2 separate regions of the Homo sapiens genome follow, and region 1 is linked to region 2. Evidence: chromatin loops called from intact Hi-C (ENCODE). Cell type or tissue: Panc1. All regions are shown on one strand. Links, peaks and the distances in the headings refer to the core of each region. The heading gives the core; the rest is flanking DNA. Region 1 has its middle 33 kb from the start of LINC00391. Region 2 has its middle 7.4 kb from the start of LINC00557.

The links. Peaks named below come from ENCODE experiments on the same cell type or tissue, not always from the same donor. Only the 100,000 strongest peaks of a DNase experiment are listed, where the experiment ranks them.
Region 1: a loop joins it to region 2, with 11 times the contacts of the local background. A loop is called at or near these places in 3 of 110 quality-filtered maps.

The regions. Positions count from the first base shown.
Region 1 is chr13:94,670,867-94,679,210 of GRCh38, forward strand. No RefSeq gene overlaps it. Among named protein-coding and RNA genes, the nearest start is that of LINC00391, 33 kb to the right of the region's middle. In Panc1, for the core only: CTCF peaks have their summits at 4,223 (motif pointing right) and 4,422; a DNase peak (open chromatin) is centred at 4,215.
Region 2 is chr13:94,963,261-94,971,604 of GRCh38, forward strand. No RefSeq gene overlaps it. Among named protein-coding and RNA genes, the nearest start is that of LINC00557, 7.4 kb to the left of the region's middle. RefSeq lists enhancers at 2,950-4,305, 3,002-4,336. In Panc1, for the core only: a CTCF peak has its summit at 4,972 (motif pointing left); no DNase peak of the experiment used is centred there; H3K4me3 peaks cover 1,917 bases; H3K27ac peaks cover 298 bases.

The DNA.
Region 1 (8,344 bases), core at 237-8,236, 290 kb before region 2:
TAAATAACTATTTATTTATTTCCTTCCTTCCTTCCTTCTCTCTGTCTCTCTTTCTCCTTTCCTTCCTTCTCTCTCTCTTTCTCTTTCTCCCTTCCTTTCTTCCTTCCTTCCTTCTTTCCTTCCTTTCTTCTTTCCTTTCTTTTCTTTCTTTCTCTTCCTCTGTTACCCAGGCAGGAGTGCAGTGACTCCATCTCGGCTCACTGCAACCTCCACCTCCCGGGTTCAAGCAATTCTCATGCCTCAGCCTCCTGAGTAGCTGGGATTACAGGCATGCGCCACCACACCCAGCTACTTTCTGTATAGTAGAGATGGGTTTTCGCTATGTTGGCCAGGCTGGTCTCAAACTCCTGACCTCAGGTGATCCACCCACCTTGGCCTCCCAAAGTGCTGGGATTACAGGCATGAGCCTACTGTGCCTGGCCACCAAATATTTTTTTTTAGTGGAAATATGCCCCAAATATTGCAAATTTATACCAAAAAAAATCATTGTTTATCTACCCCGCCTCACTCATCACCTGGCTGCTGCAGGTTCATTCTTCAGGTGACTTACATGTTGCTTCCTCAAAGAGGTCTCTCTGAAGACCCCATCTAAAGTAGGTAATTCTATTATTCTTCAGCGCACCCTATTCTTTTCCTGCATCTCACTCACATCAATTTATAAGTATATTTTCATTTTGGCACTGATTACGTACTCAATGTATATTTGTTCATTGATGTACAACTCATCCATTATTTGTGGAGGAATGAATGAATGAAGAAAGGAAAGTCTTACTGAGAAAAATTCCATGTTTAACTTTCCAGCTAAGGTACTTGCTGGGATAGCTAGTGATTTAAACAGATTTACAAAGAAAAATGGAATTCCTTAGGAAGTTAGTGAAATTTTCACAGAATATGTTGAGAGTAGTGTTGTAGTGCTTTAGGTCATGCAGTATGTAATCATGTGTTTGTAAGAATTATATATTAATCATAGTTTTGTCTAATTTAAATGATTTTGCTAATATATCTGCTGTTTAGTTCTAGGTAGAATTCTGAATAGAAAGTTTAATAATTAGCTCCAATTCACTTTTAAAAATGGTCCAGTTGAAACAACCAGCATTTCTATTTATTAATTGAAGAGTGAGCTACAAATAATTTCTCCCATATAAATCCACCTAGTTCATGACAAAATGTCTTATCATAACATGCAGCAATTTTCTGAAAAGAAATAGTTGTAATATTTTATAAAGAATGCTAGGCAGGGTGCCGTGGCTCATGCCTGTAATCCCAGCACTTTGGGAGGCCAAGGAGGGGAAATCGCTTGAGCTCAGGAGTTCAGCACCAGTTGAGGCAACATAGGGAGATCTCATCTCTATAAAAAATTAAAAATTAGCTGGATATGCTGTTGCACACCTGTAGTTCCAGCTACTTGGGAGGCTGAGGTGGGAGGATTGCTTGAACCCAGGAAGTTGAGGCTGCAGGTTGTACTGAGGTTGTACCACTGCTCTCCAGCCTGGGCAACAGTGTCTCAAAAAGCCCCAAAAGAATGCTAGACTCTTTCTCAGCTATAAAGAACTAAGCAACCAAAATGGATAATACTTTTAGAGAAAATAATAACTTGAGAATCATGTATATACAAAAACGAAGATTTTTTTCATATTGCTTATAGCTCTAGCAATATGAGTAGTTTCTAGTTGAGAATCCAGTATCAAATTCTGACTGATTTGTGGGGCAGGGACATGTTCTACTTAAGTGATCCATTACTAAATGTTGGATCACAGTCGTTGCTCTAAGAACAATTTCAGAACAGTCAGATATGAAATAAAGAGGATGATTGTACAACAGTTTAGATGGGATATTGGCATGAGTTTACTAGAGAATGGTTCAGTTTCACCTCTTTTTAGCTTTGCAACTATGTGACTAGAGTTATAATCCAGATATTATTAAACAGTTGTAATAGTACATACTTTCCCCTTTTTTTATAATGTCAAAACCAATTGTCAGATAAATAACACTCTCAAATCTAGTCCATTTTTACGGAATAATGGCCTTGTCATTGATTCTACTCTATTTTATAGCATTTAATTAAAACCACAAGCTTATACAGTGAGAGGTAGAAATGTATGTATCTAAAAAGTCTCAACACACCTTTACTTCAATTCTCTTGTTTTTAGCTATCAGCCTGTATTTAATCTAATACTTTAAGGGAATATTAGTAAAGAAAAATTGTTGAAACATGTCATATAATAATTGCTGAAGTTATTTTTTACTATTCTCTATAGTTTTTTTTTTTTTTTTTTTTTTGAGACAGAGTCTCGCTCTGTCGCCCAGGCTGGAGTGCAGTGGCTCGATCTCGGCTCACTGCAAGCTCCGCCTCCCGGGTTCACGCCATTCTCCTGCCTCAGCCTCCTGAGTAGCTGGGACTTCAGGCACCCACCACCAGGCCCGGCTAATTTTTTGTATTTTTTAGTAGAGACGGGGTTTCACCGTGTTAGCCAGGATGGTCTCGATCTCCTGACCTCATGATCCACCTGCCCCGGCCTCTCAAAGTGCTGGGATTACAGGCATGAGCCATCGCGCCTGGCCTATAGTTTTTATTTATATATATGTAACAGAAGATGGTACTTACACTTGGCAGTAGGTACAGCAACATATACTGTTAAGATTAGATTATGTTCAGGCCACAATCTGCAGTTTATATGCAAAATCCCAAACCTGTTCTTTTATTTTCCATTATAATGCTTTAAATGTGGCACAAAGGCAATATTTTTCCAAATATTCATACCAAAAGCAAATCACAGTAAAATGCAGTGATAGTATGGCTTTTATTCACTGGCAATCTGATTCAAAATTCCAAAACAAACTCGAAAAAAAGTGCATTTGCTTACTTAGCAAAAGTTGCCTAATTTCTTGAATATTGCTTTCTTCCCATTTTATAAAAACAATTTTGGAGCCTTTAGGGTCTTTTAGCTAATCGTAAAATGATCTCTGGACAGAAAAAATTCAACCGCAAATAGAGGCAAAAAAAAATCTTCAAAACAACACGTTCATCTTCACATTTTTTAAGTAGACAGTTTGGCTTTTTATAAAATAACCTCAAAGCAAATTATCAAACCTTGTGAGGTGTGCTGGAAGGCATGACTGTGGTCTGCCCCTCCCAGACACACTGACGGGTGGCCTGGCATCTCAGGAACGCTGACAAGGCCTGGCCTGACAGTTTCTGAGTTTGTGTCTTTGTCATGACAATAAGCCACATTTTGCACAAGTTCTAAGTAGCAGAAGATAAATGGGAGCCTGCCTTCAGCAGTTGTGGGCAACCTGAAAGACATGTCCTTTGAACTTCGCTTTGTAACTTTTAACATCCATTGTTTTTTTTTTAGTTAGTATGTCCAAGGGTAAAATTAGGTAAAACACTTGACAGAGCTTGTCCAAGGAAGTTGAGTACCATTGACTTAAGTATTTTTTTAAAAAAATCAATAGCTGAGATATCTGCTTGTGTCAGATGTAAGAAACTCAGAGGAAGTGTGTGTGTGTGTGTGTGTGTGTGTGAGAGAGAGAGAGAGAGAAAGGAGAGAGAGAGGGATGAGAGAGAGAGAGAGAGATCAACTTTTTATATGTACCCATCTACATTTAGCAGATAAGTAATTGGAGATAATTCTTGAATCTCATGGGAAGGATGCATTTTCTTTGCAAACTGTCAAATAAATTTAATGTGACTGGTGATATTGTTTTTGCTGAAATGGAATGACTACTTGCAACATGAATACGTGCTGTCTTCTCTGTTTTAACTTAATTTTTTTATTAGCAGTACATTCACACAGTTCAAAAATAAACAAGCAATATATGACATATAATGAAGTCTTGTTTCTGTTTCTCTCCACTCTATTCCCAACCCCTCTTCCATGCCTCTTTTATTTTCTTCCAGAGTTTTGAAGGTTTTCTTTATATTTCAAAATACCCTATCAGCATTTTTGAAAATACACATGGGTGAAAAGAAATTTGAAAGAAATTGTTAGTAATACAAAGTGAATTTCCTGATTCACAATGTATTTGACTAGCTCTAGTATTTTTACTCTGAAGTTAGGATTCTTTATTAAAATATTTAAAATTATAAGCATGTTTGTGTGAGCTTAAAAGAATTATTTTTCAAGGAAAAGTGAAATGAATAAAGTAGGGGTGGTTTTGCTTGGAAAGTTTTGAAGTGGGATTTCCTCACTAGGTGGCGCTCCTGTGCCTAGAGGTCACAAAGAGAGTTGCCCCGCTATCTGCAGGTGCACAGTTCACCAATTAGCACGCTGCTACTGTGGAGACCTCCAGCATCACACAGAGAGCAAGGCCTCCATATTTTCTCCTCTCTAAAGAATGGTTGTTCCAGTCATATTTCTGGTCTGTGCTATATATGCCCTTCCAAGGGGAGGGAAATTATTACAGTTACCTCTTTAGTCTGGAAGGTACGTTATGCAAGGTATCCAGGCAAGAAAGGGCAACTGTTATTTTGACCTGGAGGGAAAAACCTTGGGAAAATTGAACTTTTTAAATAAAGACGTTATCTATAGCACATGAGTGATTTAGAAGATGCCCTTATCTTTTCTCTGAAGACCTTAGTGTCCATCCAATAGCAAAAAGCTTTTAAACATGCTTTGGTTGTATTATCTTTCTTAGGCAATAACATGGCCTCTCATCTGATTCTCACAACCCTCATGTGCCAAGTAGACCATTACAGGTGTGCAATAAATAATAATCAACACAGGCCTGCCTTTACATTTGGCCGCTCAGCCCTGTCAAAAAGTCAAGAAGATAAAAAATTTTAAACCAAAATAGAGGAAGGTTAGAAATATGCTAATTTTTATTTGATATATTTGATCTTGCAACACTTAATTTTTCATGCACCAATTGTAGGTGAGACATTTATTGCACACCTACTCTATGCCTGGCACTAAGCTGTTTGACATGGATGCAACGATGCATTAGACTAAATTTGTGTTTCAAGCCTGATGGGAAAAGGAACTTCCATTCAGAATTCTCTTAAACTCCCATCCTTATTGAAGAAATTACTCCAACTCAGCTCCATGTGTTTTTATATACCATGTTTCTCTATTTTCTTTCATCTGCATCAATATTTTCCTCAACTTTAACACTTTTAGGGCAACTTTGAACTCAGATTACTTCCTTCAGTAACATACTATATTAATAATTTGTAATTCATAAGTGTTTATATGTCACCTTAACCTGAAGACAACCTCAAGTCATGTGAATGTGAGTTCACTGGCTCCAAATGAATCTGAGTTTTTAAAAATGATGTCTTCTGGGTGTCTTGCACACATAGTGTGACCTCAGATCTCATTGACTGAAATACTGTTTTAATGTTTTACTGGGAGAAACAAAGAAAAGCCTGTTGCAGAGGACCCTTTGGGAAAGATGATATAAGCAGGTTGGAGAGCATCAGCTAGTTCTTGGGGACTCCTCAGATGACAGCTGTGCAGTAGGGACATTGACAACATGAGAAGACCTCTAGCTGGTGCCCAGGGGTGTGGTAACTGTAGATGTGATTGTTTGTACCTCTGGCTTCCAGAGACAATGCCAATGCACACGTGGCCCAGATTCCTGTTTCCCGGTGGGGGAAAATGTGTTTTAAGACCAAAAACAAAAATGAAAAAAAAGGAAAGGAAAATGAAAAAAAATCCAGCATCTCCAACCACTGGATGTTGCTTTCTTATGAAGTCTGTTTCCTGACAGCTCTTCCCCAGCAAGTGGGAGGAAAGTGGAGAAAGGAGGCATTCTGTACACAAATGACCCTAAGGAAGATTCTTACTCCCATGATCAGAGCACATGAGATTATGGGTGCCTGATCTCAGGATGCCATGGGAACCAGGAGAGCACTTAACTCCTGCAGGATCTTAGAGATGCAGGGATACAGTGAGTTGAAGTGCACTATAAGGTCCAAGGCCCTTGAAGTGAAATGCACTCTTGGCTAGCACAGAGAAGGGAAGACACTTGCTGGTTTGGTTTTGTTCTTTATCCATTAAGTCCTCCTCAGTTTGAGGTACCTATATCTAATCAGAACCAAAAGACAAAAGAGAATCATGACAGCCGTCTGATGCTTCTCCATCCTGGTGTTGTGTGCCTTACTCCAATGTGGGTCTAACATAAATGCAAAGAGGGCAGAGGTACACATTTCTGAATTTAAAAGGAAATGGTAACTTAGTAACACAATTGTGTCCACTTTCCCTTTAACCTCTCTACTATTCTACAGCTGTGCACAAGGGTTTTCTCCATTGTATTCCATAGTCCTTAGGAGTGTAGAGTATTGCAATCTTTCCCTACAAATGATTTTCCCCAGCACTTCTTCTTTAACTATATTTCTTTGGGATTGGCTAAATTCAACTGAGTATGCATTCACCAAATAATTCCCTTCATAATATAGCATTCCAATTGCCCATATCAGTTGTCCCAAATAAAAAGAATCACAATGGACATATTACAACAGTTATTTTCTTTGGCTATCAAACCCCAAACATCATATAACCAGATCACATCATAATTGTAATTTATTGGGATGGTTGTCAGGGTGTGGTAGTGGTGATTATAATGAGAGGGAGATATAAAGATGTATCTGATCTCAAGACACAGTTTAGTAGGCAGAAAACACAAGTACTTCAAAAACTAAATAATGACAGACCGTGGTAAAGAACACTGAGTATTCTGGGAGCTCTAAGGAGGACACAGTTGCCCAGAGAAAAAGCCTCACAAAAGGCGGAAGGACTTCACGTGGGCCTCAAGGAATACACACAAATCTCAGTAGACCTGGAGAAACCATTCCACGTGGGTGAATGGTGTGGTTAGACTGGTTTTCGTGGAGTCTACAAAAACTGTGGGGAAATAGTGGGCAGTAAGCTGGAAATGTGGATTGAGGCCAGATAGTGGAAGGAAACTAAGGCGCTTGGACTTTATCCTGGTGGTAATGAAGAGATAATGAAGATTTTTAATTAAGGGTTTGGCATGATTAAATGGTGTTTTAGGGAGATTACTGTGGCAGCAGTGAATTGGAGGGGGAGAAACAAGTAAGCGATTAGTTAGGATGCTATTATAATCATCCAGGCTTGAAGCAGCAGGGGTCTGGAGGCAATGGGAATAGAAAGGAAGGGTGGGGTGTGAGAGATAGTGCAAAGGAATGCCCAGCAAGCCCTGGGGACTCATGGCTATGCAGGACAAAAGAAAAGAAGGCAGCAGAGAGAGTTGGTGCGACAGGCAGTGAGGGGAATCAGGAGAAGGCCAGTTAGGGGGAAAAGGGGAGATTGGAGCTGAGAGCTAGCTGGGCTTTGGGATGACTACTAGACATCCAAGTTCAAATATCCAGCAGGTGGGTAGAGATGCAAGACCAAGGCTTTGGAGAATGGCCAGGCACGAGACCTAGACCTCTCTCTTCTCTAAGTCAATCTGACCTCTTTCCAGAGAAAGAATTGAAATTCAGTGGCTAAGCAATTAGAATACAATGTGTGTATTTTAGAATATGTCCTTACATATCAACAGGAAGGAAGAATCCAGGTCATTCTTTGAATATTTTTAACTTCTGGAGAATGATTTTTTAATGAATCACCCAAATATATCAGGTGAATGTTTTTTAAAGCCAAATTTCCCAGATAATATTCCCAAATATTTAAATTTCTTACTTGAGGGAGGCTCAGCCTTAGTGTCTAATGGAGTTCGATTACAGAGTCATTTCCATGTTGAATATGGTGGAGATGGCGCCATCTCCACAGAGCTCTGTGACTGCTGTGCGACTCCAGATGAATGGTACAAGAGCCCTCCTAATCCTTGTAGGCCCTCTGCCTAATTCCCTCACGCAAATTAAAGAGAAGAGAGGTTTCCAGATTTCATTTATCAGGAAAGTGCATTCTTCTAGCGGAAGGAATCAGCAAGAAGAGGCTCACACGTCTTTAGTGTCTGCTGAATAATCAGTGGCTCATGGCCACTTGGAATCCCACCAGACTAAATGCGAACTGGCACTTCCCTTCAAAAAGTGGAATGTTATGGATCAAAATGTGACCCAGTGAAAATAAAACAGCTTTGGACTTAAATAATAATTAATTAATTAATAAAACAGAAAGCACCCTTGGGTGTACAGATTTAGCTGCCAAAAACCTCCCTACATGACTCAGACTTAGTGGACATTGTTTGAATTCTGCTATGAAATTCAAGAAACCAGACAGATCGGTGAAATGAGCTAGTATCTGAACATCAAGGGAAAAACTTTTTTTTGAAACCTGAAAACCAAATGCTGGTAAATGGTTTGCCTCCAAACCCAGAAGAAAGATTATTCCTCTTAATTCACATACGCCTTTCAGTAATGCTTGTACTTACATGAGAC
Region 2 (8,344 bases), core at 117-8,116:
AGTTCTCAAACGTTTGCTGTATCTGTATATTCATTTAAGCACATAGTTACTATCTGCTGTGTGCCAGGCACTGTGCCTGGCATGAGTGATAGAGCAATCAGTAACTCAGATGTGTCTCCATGCAGGCTTTATGAAGCTCATTATCTATTCATTATGTCCACTCTGCAGAAATGGTCACTTCTCTCTTTGCATCATGGGTGGCTTTATTTTTTAGTTTTTACTGCCACAATTGTCCCCAAGGCTACAGGGAAGCAAAGTCTTCAAAACTTAACAACAACAACAAAAAAATCTGGCCTCTCGAGGTGAAAAAATTGATGGAAGTATTTGCACTGTTGTCACTGGGTCCAACAGAGCCACCATTTCTTGAGGAAACCCTTTTGGGATTTGTTTCCTTAATGCAAAATGTACTTGAGATGTGACTCAACTTAGCGATGTCCCAGAATAAACTTTCACTTCCAGAGTCAGAGATAAGTACATTTTCCTTCTTCTTCGGGTCATGACAGATTGGCTTGGAAGGAAAGCTTGGGTCACGTCTAGGAAGTAACTGCCAGTCATTTGTGTGTGTGGTTCACTGGAACATTCAGGCTCTTCCAGGGACTGGCTTGTTAATGGCTGAACAAGCTAAATGCCAATCAGGAGAAAACCATTTGTTTTCCATGAATACTTCTACTTCTTGTGATCTAGAGCCTTCCCTCAAATCTCATCTATTTAGGAAGGATTCGAGGACAATGGATTAATAGCATTAATATTTCCCTCTCCACCTCCTGGAGGGCTCACATTTTTCAGGAGAAGATGACATCAGTGTGAAACTTGCCCTTCTTAAGCTTTCAGAAACATGTCTCCTTATTTAAAGATTAGATTATCCTTCTCTACTGTTTTCCATTAGATTTGCTTCTTTTCTCCTTTTTGGAGAAGGCCAGCTCACTATTTTTAAAAGGTGATGGACCATGTCAGGATTTAGAAAGTGAAAGGAAAGAGATTGGTTTGGATTTTCTCAGTCTTTGTCTGCTCTAAAGCTCAATAAACTTCGAATGGTGACTGCAGGTATAAGGGTAGAGGAAGGCTTTTATATCCTTAGAAAACCTACGTTTCAGTTGGATTACAGAGGTAGTCAGAAGATAGGGAAAAAGTTCCAATAGCATTTTGACTACTTTCCATGTCAAAGGATATATATCAGCCGTATTCCATTGCTATGAGAATCAGCATGTTTAAGTATTGATAAAAAAAATTTTAGGGAACACAATACAAGTTATCAAAAAATTGGATGAGTTTGTTGTAATAAAGACAGGACTGTATGTAGTTTATATTCAAGTTTATGGATTCTTCTGAATACTGAATAAATTGTCAAAATGGTACTGAAACTCTATGTGAAAGGCTCAGCCTAAATTCTGTTAATCTGGCTGATACATCTTTCTGTGATTTTAAAAAAAGATTCGGGAGTGGGGAGGGATAGCTTTAGGAGATATACCTAATGCTAAATGACGAGTTAAGGGGTACAGCACACCAGCATGGCACATGTATACATATGTAACTAACCTGCACATTGTGCACATGTACCCTAAAACTTAAAGTATAATAATAATAAAATAAAAATAAATAAATTTAAAAAATAAAAATAAAAAATAAAAAGACTCTAAGCAAAAATTTTAAGCTTATTCCAGCACCATGATAAAGATTCCTTGGGACTCGATTATATTCATTTATTGTGTGGATCCCATGTAACCTGTCTTTACATTTTACAATGTACAATTTACAAAATAACACAGCATACAGAGCACATCTAAAGCAGGTGGTAAAATGGAGATGTGCCACTCTCATTGTGGGTTTATATAACACATAGGAATCTCCTTAGTCTATGCTTAAAATATGAAACTGAGCAAAAGTCATTGGTCAATATTTTTATGAGCATAGATTTCCTCTCCAGTTTCTTTATCAGTAATACATGCGATAAGATCAGAGTAGCCTGTGGCCACTCAATGGTTAACATATTAATTTATTAAAACTTTCCAATTTCAACCAGTTGGGTCGAACTGGAGAAGTTAGGGAATTTGAGGAAGTTGGGGATTTTTTTTTTTTTTTTTGTGGGACGCTGCCAATTACGGAATTGATAAACTTGAATTCACACCCAGTGGTGGAGCTCAGTCACCTTTTTCACAAAGTGAGTTTTCACTCTTTATTTCTGTGTACTTAGCCTAGGGCTCCCTTTCCCTTACCAGAGAGTTTTGCATATCAGAAATGATTGAGAAAAAAATAAAGTTATTATGTGCACTAGGAACTGAAGACAATGCCTGCAGCCAAGGTTAAGGAAAGATTGAATGAGGTATGGTACCATTACTTGTGTATTATGACTACTCTCCAATTTGGAGAAATAAATACTGTGTAATAATCTATTATCAGATAGCCAGTGCTGCCCATCACCCTTTCTTCAGTCCTTTTTATTTGGGTACACAGATGTATCAAGGGAGGATAAATTAATTAACTATGCATAATTACCAAATTCTCTAAACACACGCAGACTTTACACAGTGTCTTTGCTGGACAGTGCAGGTTGTTGGTATAGATGGTAGATAGCCATCATCTAATGTAAATCTATTCACACAGCAGGGTCAAGTGAATTCAAATTCAAATGATGCACCCATAATATGTTCTCTAACGTGAAGCATTGTAAATTTCCTCACTGCAGAATGCAATAATGCCTTCGATATAAGGTATTCATCCCGATTATACTAATCACCATGGTGCATTTAGATATCCAAAGATACTGTATTTTGAGCATATAGGATTTATATAACTTTAAAATTTTGTGATTCGGTATTTTTACTTGGCTAGAGGTATTAATTTGATTAAATGCACACGAAGACTTTCTCCCAATACCCAAAGAAAACTATTTGCATTTTTTAAAATTATCACAGCTTGTTATATAATTACAGCCTCTGGGGCTAGATTTCTTTAACAATGCCCCAGTCTCCTCTCTACTGCTTCTCTAATGACAATACACTTTCCCTTCAAAGTTTCCCAACCTATTGCTTTCTATAACTTACCTCTTCCTGTAAGAAGCAAGTTTGTTAGCTCATTAATACAGAACTTACAGAGAGGGTTCACTACATATCGATCTAATTAAAACGTTTTTGAGTCAGGACAACAATAATAATGGGATTAACTATTGTAATTTGTGCAGCCAAAGTATATACATAAATAGGTAATCTTTATTTTTCTATATTACTGGTGGAAAATGAATTTCAGACATTAGGACCTGGGAGAGTCGGGAGCTACAGCTGCTGAGCTAGTGCCCCTCCCATGGTTCTGGCCAGCAGCCCTGACATCCCTGCACAAAGTAATCACAGATCACAGCATTTAATCACTGAAAACAAGCACTCCAGAGGACAGCGGTGTCAATATCCCACTCTCTCATTATCTGTTTGGATTGCACATCCACACTGTCAGATAAACAGAGTGGAAAATTAAGATTAAAAATATGGTAATTTCATTTCAGGCAGCAGGCACCACTCACTGCCCCTATTATGCTATTGATTACCTCTGAATTCAATTTTTCTTTCAATGCAAACTTTAATCTGTTTGCTACCCAGCAATTCAAGTCCCCAAGGGCTATTTGAGAGTAAGTAACCATTTAATCTGATGCTAACTGAAAAATCACCGTCCTTAATGAATTGTGTAAATCATTCAGCTCTAAAGCACCTTTGACTTCTATTTCATTTTTTATTTTCCACTCAATATAGGAAAGGATCGGCGTGTGAATAATTACAAAGTAGCAAGTATTTTTACATACAGCAAATATGATAAAAACCCTATTATAGTGGGGCATGTGTAATGAACAGTACTTTTTAATTTCAAAATAGCTATTCATTAAAAAAGAATGGGAGATTAAAAAGAGAGGCTCAAAGCTCAAGGTAAAAGTTGATAGACATTGTAATTACATGGTTAATTTCAAAGATTTATATGCTGTTATTTAAAAGGAATTTTTATGACCTGACATTTTCATTTGAGAAGATTTTTTATTTAAAATTAATCTTCGAGCTCCTATTCTTAATTATTTCTTGGCAAGCGATAAATGGTAATACAAAAAAAAATGCCCTATATCAAATTTTAAGCGGAATAAATGCATGCGAATTTTCGAAAAGCAATAAAGTGGTTTTTACTTATTTGAATTGCGTTACATTGAAATCCCCTGTTGGGGGAATTTGTGGGCGAGAGCTGGAAATTATTGGCCCATTTAAGGGAGCAGCAATCTTACTGCAGTGCAGCGTTTATGACACTTGAAAACAGATTGGAGAGTGGGTTTTGCTCGGGCGACTTGATTGTCTTTCAAGTTGGCGTTAAGAGTTTTCAACAGGTCTCCTTCCCTGCCAGCCGGGACCCCGGGGGTCCCTCGGAGCAGGGCGGGTGGGACCGCTCGGCCTCCTTCTCTCGCCCGCACGGGCGCCGCCGCAGACCCGGAGCAGGCACCCGGCGGCCGCCGCGTGGGCTGCAGCTTAGCCTCCTCTGCGGGCGCCCGGCAGGGCTGCGCGGCCGAGACTCGGGGCGCCGGCGCCGGGGCGGCCGGGAGCTCTGTCATTTGGCAACTCCCTGCAGACTGATGACACGGCGCTTTCCATGGTCGAGCCCCACAAAGTGTAGGGCTGCGGGGCGCACCTGGCTGGGCTCCTAATTACCCGGCCTGGGACGCACGGGGCAGCCGCGGAGGGTGGCGCCTGGGGTCGGGCCGGGGTCCCCTTCGCCGCAGTCCCGCCCACCCGCAGCCTCCGAGGGGTCCCGGCCAGGGCGTTCTCCACACGCTCGGCTACCTGCAGGGGTTCGCCACTGCAAGCCGGGCCAGTAGAAGTTTGGGGGCGAAGGCAGAGAGCATTTCCTTCTCGGCTTTTGGCGCCTCCACGCTGCACAGAGGCAGGGGCGACTCTGCAGGCCCCGTTTCCCCCATCCTCCCCTCCACCCCAGTTCCCCGCAGGACGTAGGCGCCGTCCCTAGCTCCCCCTTCTGTCCTCGCCCTAACACCGCAGGGCCTCTCCTGGGGATGTGGGGTCCTGCGTGCTTTTGGGGGCTACAAAAAGTGGGGGCCGTCGCAGAGCAGAGGGAAGCTAGGAGCGGGCAACGAATTGAATCCTGGAGACCCGGGAGGAGCGAGGCTGCTGCCGTCCCCGGGGAAAGGGCGACTTCGGCGGGGATACCCCGTGCCAGGCCCTGCAACTCCCGGGCCCTCGGGAATGGGATGGGGGAGGCGCGGGGTGCGCGCAGCTCCCGGTGATGTTAAGGCGTCCGATGGAGACTTGGGTTATTTGCTTCGCGTATCCTCCCCTGTTCCTCTGCACCGAGCTCCTGGCTGCCGCTGCGGCCGCTGTGTGCCCGAGGGGCGGCTCTGTAACCCGGCTCCAGGCATTTCTTAGGTTTCCCATCCCCGCCCTCCAAGCTCCCGGGAGCGCCTGCTCCGCTGCCCGCAGACAGGCGTCGTTCAAACCTCAGCTCTGCTCGGTCTGCATTCATGGACCCCAGATCTTCACCCTAGGATTTCCATCTCAGCATTTCACGTTCCCGGGGAAAAAGGGAGAGGGAGAATGAGAGATAACCGTGAGCGCCTAAGCAAGGGATTCCTTGCAGCTCCATTACGGGAGATGCCCTTTTGCTCTAACTCCCTGTAACTTAAGAAGAGGCTGCACAAAGCTCTGATCTCGGGGAGGAGTCTTGGGGTGGAAAGTACAAAAGTCAGTTGTGCCGGGCAAAAACTGAAGTTGAAATCTTATCCTGCACCCAGCTCTTGTTTTGAATTTCTGAACTTGAGCTAGTGAGTGTTATTTCAGGTTAAGAATAGTTCTGGGAGGGCGTGGGGTAGTGGGGAGGGTGCAAACTTCTTGCTTGATCCATTTCCACTCTTCAACCTTAAGGACTACCCATTTTAGCTTACAGGATGGTAAGCCCCCAAATCAAAACCCTTTCATTTACTCTATGGATTTCCACTTGCTCAGAGGTGTAACAGCTCTGTAGGCTTGGTTTTATCATTAAAAAAGAAAGAAAGAAATCAACATTAGCAAATACTTATTTCATTCACTAAATATTTATTGAGCACCAGACACCGTGCTAGGCAGAAGCCGGTCACGGTTCAGGCAGTTTTATAAAACATTTTATTTTGTTGGAAGCAATGAATGGCTGCATAACAATACTTAATGTATTTTAAATGCATGCATTACTTCTCCAACTGGCTATAATAGCTTCCCTAGAACTCATCTGAGCTGTCCTGTCAATGACGGTTTAAAGACCGTGAATCCTACAGATTATCAACTACTAGGTACTGTCCAGAAGGTGATCATCCGCCCAGAACTTGGGGCTCTGACCTTTTAAAATACATTCAAAACTATAACCTTTATAGGTCATAATGCTGGAAATGTTGATGCATTCAATGAAGAGCATATTTTGACTACTTTCATTTCTATATTGCCTACATTTTAAAAATTTTTTTATTTGCTTGTTCCAAAATTTCCAAAGGCCACATTCTCAGTGTGGTCCATGAGGCAGCATATTTTTCAATTTTAAAATATTGAATTATGTGCAGACCTCAAAAGAAACAGTAAACGTTTGTTCTGATCTTTGCTTTAAAAACGCCTGGGCCAATTAATTTTTTAGCTGTTGATTTTTAAAGTAACACTTTCACCGAGAAGGAGGTGGAATGTCAAGAAGCTGAGCCCATTAGGTTTGCATTTTCTCAGTCTGAAAATGCATGCAAAACAGCGCATTTGTAAATGCAGACCTGTGACAGTATATGTAAATGGAATATTTAATAAATGCAAAGCCCCTTTAAAATAGTAACCAACAGTCTGACCTGTCAAATGTGACAAAAATACAGGTTTATGTTTATCCCTCTGTCTTCCCTTATGTCCAGTGAGTTGTATTGAAGTCTTATAATTTTGAAGATAGACTATTAGCACAGAAAAACTAAAACAGGCTTCCTACCATTACCCCCTATATTTTCTTGATTTTTTAAAAATTATGTTTTTGTTGTTTAAATGATCATTTCTTCTGGCTTGGAAATTGGGAAATTGGGTGGCAGGAATCAAGGAGCAGGTTATCAGGAATACTAAAACCTTCCACGGAGAGGTTGCTACTCTGGCTTAATTCTTTTAATAGCGGGTGTTTTCTTCCCTCTGTTCCTCAATTACATTTTAAAAACAATCATAGGCAGGAGCATATATAAGACATAAATATCACTTTCCCTTGAGTTTTAAAATCTGACATTGGGAAATAGAGAATGGCATTAAAGAAGCTGTCCCTTCCAGTGTAACTGTTAGAGTTCATTTAGAGGAACGGGCCCAAATGGCTCTCCTGGTGAAACACTTCTGAATCAAAAGCTAGTCTGACTGTCAACCACTTGGACCAGGAATCACTTAGGGTTTCCCTCGGGAAAGGACTATGTTGGTAGCATTGATGGGAAAAGTAGTGACGGGATGGGGGGTGCATATAAGGAGTCCATATGGAGAAGCTGAGGAGCTCTGTGGAGGAAATCCCATGTATCAAAGCTACTAAGAGCTGAGGAGAGCAGTGGTTATGCACTGGAAACATGTACTGAAAATTAAATGAAGAATCTGTTCAGTGTTAGTTTAGATGAGGGAGTTCTCTTGACCTTTGACAAGGAGATAGGAAAATCCAGGAGAAGTACATGAAAAAAATGTTTAAGATATGGGTATAAATTATACAAATGCTGGACATAAAGGGTAGGGAAGAGAAAAGAGATCAGGTATTGGGAGTCATTTATTCATGCATTTGTTCTGCAAATGTTTATTGAGCACCTACTAGCTCTAGCCACTGATCAAACCTTGGGAATGAAGACCGTTCCTGAATGGAGTTACATTGCATTTATTAAAATTAATGCCTCTCATTGGTTGCTACTGCTAGAGAAGAGAAAGAGTAATTCATAATTTACTAGGTGCTGACTCAATGCTTTCCTTTAGGACTGCAGTGTCCCTCTGGCCAATGGAATCAGAGATTCCAAATGGCATTTTGTCCATTGAGTCATTCAAATTCAGTTCCCAAAGGTGGTCCAAACTCACCAACTTTCACATAGTTGAGAGGAAAATTAATATTTTCAAGGACCTACCCCTAGGCTGGGGGTATTTGAAATGTTAGTCCACTTAATCCACAAAATGATACCCATGAGGCCGTCATGCTTACTTTATTACAGATGAGGAAACTGCTCTCCCAGCATGAGACTCCATCCAGCTAATGTGTAAAGTTACCTTACAAACTGCAAGCTGTTATGTAAATGTAAGGTATCTCTGTTAAACTTTAACTCAATTTATTTTTAAATATCAATTCTGACAATGGTGAAGTGACAAGACATGAC